3 separate regions of the Mus musculus genome follow, and regions 2 and 3 are each linked to region 1. A link is a loop called in an ENCODE intact Hi-C map of the cell type or tissue named here. Cell type or tissue: left cerebral cortex. All regions are shown on one strand.

The links. Hi-C counts contacts between places; a loop is a spot of excess contacts. Peaks named below come from ENCODE experiments on the same cell type or tissue, not always from the same donor. Only the 100,000 strongest peaks of a DNase experiment are listed, where the experiment ranks them.
Region 2: a loop joins it to region 1, with 7 times the contacts of the local background. A loop is called at or near these places in 20 of 42 quality-filtered maps.
Region 3: a loop joins it to region 1, with 2.7 times the contacts of the local background. A loop is called at or near these places in 4 of 42 quality-filtered maps.

Annotation. Positions count from the first base shown.
Region 1 is chr15:90,927,997-90,930,496 of GRCm38, forward strand. No RefSeq gene overlaps it. Among named protein-coding and RNA genes, the nearest start is that of Gm36618, 13 kb to the left of the region's middle. In left cerebral cortex, a CTCF peak has its summit at 1,256 (motif pointing left); a DNase peak (open chromatin) is centred at 1,274.
Region 2 is chr15:90,242,642-90,245,141 of GRCm38, forward strand. No RefSeq gene overlaps it. Among named protein-coding and RNA genes, the nearest start is that of Mir7648, 20 kb to the left of the region's middle. In left cerebral cortex, no CTCF peak of the experiment used is centred here; DNase peaks (open chromatin) are centred at 1,258 and 1,639; H3K27ac peaks cover 1,527 bases.
Region 3 is chr15:90,852,053-90,854,552 of GRCm38, forward strand. No RefSeq gene overlaps it. Among named protein-coding and RNA genes, the nearest start is that of Gm36618, 63 kb to the right of the region's middle. In left cerebral cortex, no CTCF peak of the experiment used is centred here; DNase peaks (open chromatin) are centred at 1,034 and 1,561; H3K27ac peaks cover 498 bases.

The DNA of each region.
Region 1 (2,500 bases):
TCTTTCTCTCTCAGATATGGTCAATCCTGAGTATTTGATTGGTGGTTGGCACAGCTAGCTGAGCCTTATTCTTGGCTATGTCAGAGACCTTACCTGCAAAAAATTGAAGCCTGCCTTACTTTGTTCCTCCCTAAGAATCAACAAGAAAGTTATCCAAATCGTTTAGGACATTGGCTTGACAGTTCAAAGGACTTCATCAAAATCCCACAGAATTGCAACTGGAAGAGCATGGGTAAAGGGCAGAATAGAGTGGGCTTTGGTCCTGGCTTCACCTGGGCAGACAGCATGTTTTGGGGTTTTGTTTGTTTGTTTATTTATTTTGTTCTTGGCCATATCACCCAGCTTCTTTCAGTGTTACTAAGGGCCAGATGCCATTAGGAAAGCAGATGCCTCAGCAGAAACTCAATTCCATTCTTCTTGCAGTCAAGTCTCCCTGACTAGTTAACATAAATCAATGACCAGAATTCAGTAAAAGTCTTGAGTTCTTCATAAGTTATCCTGCCCAGTGCCATTCATTACAGAAATCTTGCCTCTGTACTTTCATGGGACGGTGTCTTAGGGTTTTGCTGCTGTGAACAGACACCATGACCAAGGCAACTCTTGAGAGGACAACATTTAATTGGGGCTGGCTTACAGGTTCAGAGGTTCAGTCCATCATCATCAAGGCAGGAACGTGGTAGCATCCAGGCAGGCATGGTGCAGGAGGCGTTGAGAGTTTTACATCTTTATCTGAAGGCTGCTAGCAGAATACTGGCTTCCATGCAGCTAGGATGAGAGTCTTCTAGTCCACACCCATAGTGACACATCTACTCCAACAGGGCCACACTTTCTAATCCTGCTACTCCCTGGGCCAAGCATATACAAACCATCACTGATAAGTACCTCTGTCAAAGCGAAGTCTTTCCATATCTTGAGGCAGCTGGAGAGAAACATCAAGAATCGTGAACTGTCCATTCAACCAACAGCTCAAACTGCTATTCAATTTAACCAAGTGCAACAGCTGGTTTCAACATCGTCACTTTGCTGTACTCATGCCATTTAGCCATCCTGTCCTCTGCTGAAACTTGGTTCCTAATATGCCCTAACATCTGTGGGAAATCTTGATACATTAATGTTCCTCCCACACACCTACTCAAGTTTTAAAAAAAAAACAAAACCAAAAACAAGTAAACAAACCAACCAAAACAAAAACAAAAACAGGACTATGAATTTTCTAGCTTCAGTCACCAACATTGCAGGGGCCTTCACTGCCCCCTGGTGGAATTGCTGAAAAGTGTTCCTGAAAATGTTTCTTTAAAAGTCTTCTTTATAGGTAAGAATCAGCCCAAGAGAAATCAGCTCTCTAGAATCCACCAACTGAAAGATCAGGCCGTCCCAATGATCATGCTATTTCCCCACAATATCCCCCCCTATGTTAACTCATGCTATAGAGTAAGTTGCTCCAGTTGCTGACAGCTTTGCCTGTCCCAGCATCCAAAGAGCATCCAAAGAGCATCCAAGGCACTCCAGGTCAATTATACTGGTGGACTGAAATGTGCTCAACTAAAGAGCCCACACAAAACATCAGTAAACCCACTACACATGTCAAAAGTTGGTTTCTTAGGCTAAAACTTTTTTTTAATTAGATATTTTCTTTATATACATTTCAAATGCTATCCCAAAAGTCCCCCATACCCTCCCCCTCTCCCCTACCCACCCACTCCCACTTCTTGGCCCTGGCATTCCCCTGTACTGAGGCATATAAAGTTTACAATACCAAGGGGCCTCTCTTCCCAGGGATGGCTGACTAGGCCATCTTCTGCTACATATGCAGCTAGAGATATGAGCTCTGGGGGCACTGGTTTGTTCATATTGTTGTTCCACCTATAGGGTTGCAGACTCCTTCAGCTCCTTGGGTACTTTCTCTAAGCTAAAACTCTTAAACAGGTAGAAGTTTATGCTGACCTTGAATTTGTGTATCTATTAAAAAACAAAATTGGGGCAAGCTTGGCAAAGTAGATAAATGTCCTATTAATTCCTTTTCTTTTTTTTTTTTGTCATTACCCAAAAACCACTTTGAGTTCTGTTAAAAGAGTTGGATTCCCTGCTCTGCAATTCCACTGCGAGCATGAAGCACGGGAGAGCAGCAGGAGAGAAGCTACCACCGGAACCCTCAGCAGCAGTGACTTGTTTTCTGAGCCCATGGGTATCAACCCTGGATGCTCTCAGCAGATTCATCTGGAAAGCAAGCTGTAGTTTTGTCCTTAGTATTATACGTTTATGTTATTTAATGCAGACACTTGAGATTTCAGAGGAGAGTGAAATTGTTTTTTACCAATGAGTAAGGTTTCTAAGTAAACTGTAAACTTTTGGGGAACATGTTTTTACATTATTGGCCACGAAAAATGTTCTTTTTCTCAATTGACACTGGTGGGTTTTTTTTTTTTCAAGATTAAAGTTATGCAGTTAGCTTAGGTTTAAAAGGTGATTTTATGTGGGAAATCTAAGTTATAATAAGGTT
Region 2 (2,500 bases), 690 kb before region 1:
AAGGCCACACCTCCAAATGGTGCCACTTCCTGGTCCAAGAATAAACAAACCATGACAATCAGTAAAGAATTACAAAGGGAGAGAGAGATATGCCCACCTCAACCATAGGAAATCTTCTGAATGGTACTGCTTATTAATTTTCTTTCTCTAAGATTTACACACAACGTTTCTATTGTTTATTTTTTATTAGGTATTTTCCTCATTTACATTTCCAATGCTATCCCAAAAGTCCCCCATACCCACCCCCCCACTCCCCTACCCACCCACGCCCCCTTTTTGGCCCTGGCGTTCCCCTGTACTGGGGCATATAAAGTTTGCAAGTCCAATGGGCCTCTCTTTCCAGTGATGGCCGACTAGGCCATCTTTTGATACATATGCAGCTAGATACAAGAGCTCCGGGGTACTGGTTAGTTCATATTGTTGTTCTACCTATAGGGTTGCAGTTCCCTTTAGTTCCTTGGGTACTTTCTCTAGCTCCTCCATTGGGGGCCCTGTGATCCATTCAATAGCTGACTGTGAGCATCCACTTCTGTGTTTGCTAGGCCCCTCTATTGTTTATTAATGCATTGTGTAGATGTTCTGTGTGTCTACAGTATAATTATATGATTTATGTTCAAGGATAAGAATATAGAATTTGATGGTATTGATCTATTTTCTTTCAAGGAATTGATAGTGGTTTTGCTAATAGGTTGTTTATTGATTCTAACCATAGGCTATATTTTTGTAAGCAATTACCTGGAAGAATCTAATTCATATGTAGACCTCGTGGTTGGCAGGGAGTTGCCTTCAGAGTTTATTATCTGACAAGTACACAAAGCCTACTATTTTTTCCTCTTTTGACTATGAAGGGAAAAGCACTGTTGACATCTTTTATTGATTTCCAAAATGAAGCAGAATTTGACATGTCACTGGTTTATAATGCCCCGAGTTATTTTATTACTTTCTCTGACCTTTGGTGATTCCAAAAATCTTAGCTCATTCTTGTGTTGATAGACTATTGCCAATTGTTTTCTTTTGTGGTGTTTCTGACTTATTCTTCTTATTAATTAGCCTGATCATAGAACAATGATGAAGTAAAAAAAAAAACATGCATATCTACCCATGTTCTATAAATACGTGAGTGATTTTGTAAAGAAAAACCTGTGTTAACTTAAGGAGAGGCTGTATTTGGGGCTGGTCATAGACATCCTTGTGCCTGGAGTCTGTGGCATCAGCAAGAATCTGCAAATACTGAGTACTAAATTTTGCTGACTTGAAAGATAACTGATGCCATATGTTATTTTGTTAAGGCTTTCATAGTCTTTAGAATATTGCACTGTATTTTTAATCTCTTATATGTTTTTGCTAAGAAGCAAAGGGGTTGGGTAATGCAGGATCTGCAGTTTTATTATATAAAGAGCAAGGCTTAGAACTAGTTTAAGGAAGTGTTGGTGGCACTGGACACTTGCACAACAAAGATGGCTGTGATTCTGAGGAAGGTTAAAGGGCAAATGCATAGGAGTGGGGAAGTTGTAGAGGATAGAAAACCCTGGCTGGTACAATGGAATGTGCCAGAAACTGAAATATAGACATGAAAGCATAGGAACCTGATCTTAGTCACTGTATCTCCAGGACTCACATGCTCCACAGGAACAGAAGGGGGCTCAGCGCTGCCTGTCTCAGTCCGTGGGTAGACGGAAGTTAGGCCTACGTAACTTCTGCTCATGCTTACCATTTAATTTTAAAATCTTGGCTACTTGTTCTTTCCTCTCGTTTTTAATTAAAAACAAAGAAGAAACCAAAGCAAAGGAGACAAGTTCCTCCAGAAATTTAATAGAATTCAAGAAGTTGTTTGTTTGGTTTTTTTTTTTTTTAAGCACTTTTATGATATGGCTTTTGGGAACTAGTAAGGACACCAGATGCTCCAGAATGTTCCAAGACTATGAAATGAGATTATTGTTCAGGGTCAGGACTGTGGCACCACACCACAATTTACTTTAAAATTAAAATTGCTAGGCGGGATTTAATTTCCTCCTCAGAAGAGCAATAACCTTGTGAATGAATCAGACCCAGCTACTTATGCTTATTGCAAATAACTGTGTCTCCAACACTACAAACTGCTCTTACAGCAAAGCCATATTTGAGAAAGCAAACTAAACAACATACATGCATGCATGCCTGCATACACACACATGCATACACAGACAGACACACACACACACAACCCCAAACCACACAACTATTTTTGCAACATGTAAAGAAACATGGATGGATGTGGGTTGCAGTGGAGTAGTTGGAGTAGCAAGAATGACTGCAAAGCGGGGCAGGGGACATGGTGCAGATATTTTAATAAGTGTCATTCTGTGAATGATCGTGTGACTTATTGCCTATACAATGAATGAATGATTGAATGAATGAATGAATGAATGAATGCATTGTAAAAGTACCCAGTATTCAACCTCCCTGCCACTTAACCCTCTGTTTATTCCCACTACATGCCGACTTGCCAAGATGCCTTTTA
Region 3 (2,500 bases), 76 kb before region 1:
TTTGTGTGATGGCTTTCCTTACCATTCTGTTCCTTCCACTGCCTCCCCTGAGTCACACTCAGAACACACACAGGCAAATGGAGCATGAGATTCCATTAGGTCCTGGGAATGGCTCACCAAAGCTTTTTGTGCGTTAGGACTATCAGACACTGTTCTACTTTGCTCAACATTTTATTTGTCATCTACCACAACATCCACTACCCAGTGACTGATACTTCAAAGATTGAATCCCTGAGGAAATATGTGATACCCGTGCCAGGATTCTTCCCCTTTAGCCTGCTAGTCCTGGTTATGTTGCAATATTCATTAAGGATTTTGTAGTCTTTAGGGAGTTATTGGTATGTTTAAGTTATATTATTTTTTATAAAAAAATAGTCCATATATTATTAAATATTCAAACTCTAATTAATAACATTTAGCATTCCCCCTCCTCCCTTTCTCTCCAAGTGCTCATGGCCAGCCTCTCTCTCCTCCTCTATTTCTCTCTCTCTCTCTCTCTCTCTCTCTCTCTCTCTCTCTCTCCCCTACCCTCTTAACTCCCCTCCCCATGCTCGGAACAAATGCTATCATATACTATACCCTCATGTGGCTGGTACCTCAGGGAGAAAGGATGCCTCAGCATGGGACCCATACTCCCACACCTTATCACACCTCCAATAAACATATTCCAAAAAAAAAAAAAAAACATTTAGCGTGACTTGAAATTTCATTTCAGGAAAAACAACAATTTCCCAAAGATTTTCTTAGAGGAAAACCAACTTTATAAAATTTCACACACATGCATATTTATGCATATGTCCACTGTTCACACTTAACATTTTTCTAAATTTTTCTATGAAAATGTATAAATGTATGAGATATTAAATATATGCTTTTATCTGGACATCACCTCATGAAGTGTGTACATGTAGAGGTGGTATTTTTATATCAAAGTGATTCTTCCCCTGTAAATTTGGTACCTTCTTTCCCCACAGGATGAATTTATACATTTCCATGTCAGTGAGCTTGACTCATCAAACATCACTTTTTATAGCATGCGCTTACTCTGAGGACTTATTTGCCAAACTTAATGGAAGGGCCCACCTCTCTAAGAAATGAATATAGAATAGCATGCACCTCATGTCTTTTCATTGTTATTAAGATCAAATGAGGCAATGACTTTTTAAAGTTTCTAGTGCTTAGAAATTGGCATGAAAAGACTGTGACCTTGCTAGTTTTCAAAGAAACTAATGGCATTGTAACCATCTTCAAGATTGATTTTCATGTAGCAATTTTTATCTCCACAGACTTGAAATCCAAGGCATGACTTAGGGCATGATTACGCCTCTATCGAGAAAATTAAACTGCAAGAAGCACAGCAAAAACATATACAAGGTGCATTCCATGTGTCTGACATTTCACTAAGAGTTTACCTGCAGTAGATCACTTAGAGCTTTCATCAAACCTACGTTTCTATTTTCAGATGGGAAAATTGAAGCAGAAAAGAGATTTCTAAGTGGCAAAATGAGAATTTAAATCCAGTCTTGTTGAGGTTGGCTCGGTGGCTGTGTACAGTAATGCTAAGCCCTGTGTCCCAAAACCTAGTTGCCTCAAGATGAGTGAATTTCCACATATGCCAACTTTTTTTTTTCATATGCCAACTTTTACTGTGCAAACCTTGCACCTTAATTTAAAACTATTGGTTAAGCCGAAACTCATTCTTGATCTGGCCCAAAAGTGCAAACGAAAATGGGAAAAATGCTGTTAAGTTAAAAATGAGAATTCTTTTTCACCCATGTCTCCATTAAGATGGGAAAGGCAAACAGAAGAAAGGGAGAAGATACTTCTAGTACACAGTACCCTGCTTAGTGTCTACTGAAGCCTTCCCCGGAGATGGCTCAGTAGATAACATTTGTCATACAAGCCAGACTTAGCAAGACAACATCTCCAACTTTCATCACATTTCAAAACACCCACAGTTTTCTAAGTCTGGATACTGCCAGATGCCACCTACCCGTGTGTAGAAGAAAAGAGAAAGAGATAGCTGATTTTCACCCCACTGCGCATGTAGTATGACTATGTTTACAAAATAATTGGATCTAATCTAGTAATGTTGGTGATGCATGCAACTTATCACCTGCCTCTTTCACAGATTTGTTTGGGGATACATAATCAAGACATCCTTTATACTTATCATTACCAGAAAATCAGTCTATTACACTTAAATGGATGAATTACACTATACTTTCACAAAGCAATTCCTAAAATTGACAGCATTTAAAAAAAAAAAACACAAAAATGAACCTAAGGGCTTGGGTCCTTTTAGGCTGTCTATCCTGCAGACACATTCCTCCCAGTGGCATCTGTTTTTGAAGGTGATTAGTTACTAACTAGCAGAGCCTTTATGTTTTCATGTAATGCCCTTTCTCAGCTTAGCATCCGGCTTCCCTTCACTGGTACCAGTTTTCATACTAGAAAATTTTCCTTGTTTCTCCCTCATTTTAATAATTGTGTGGCTAAA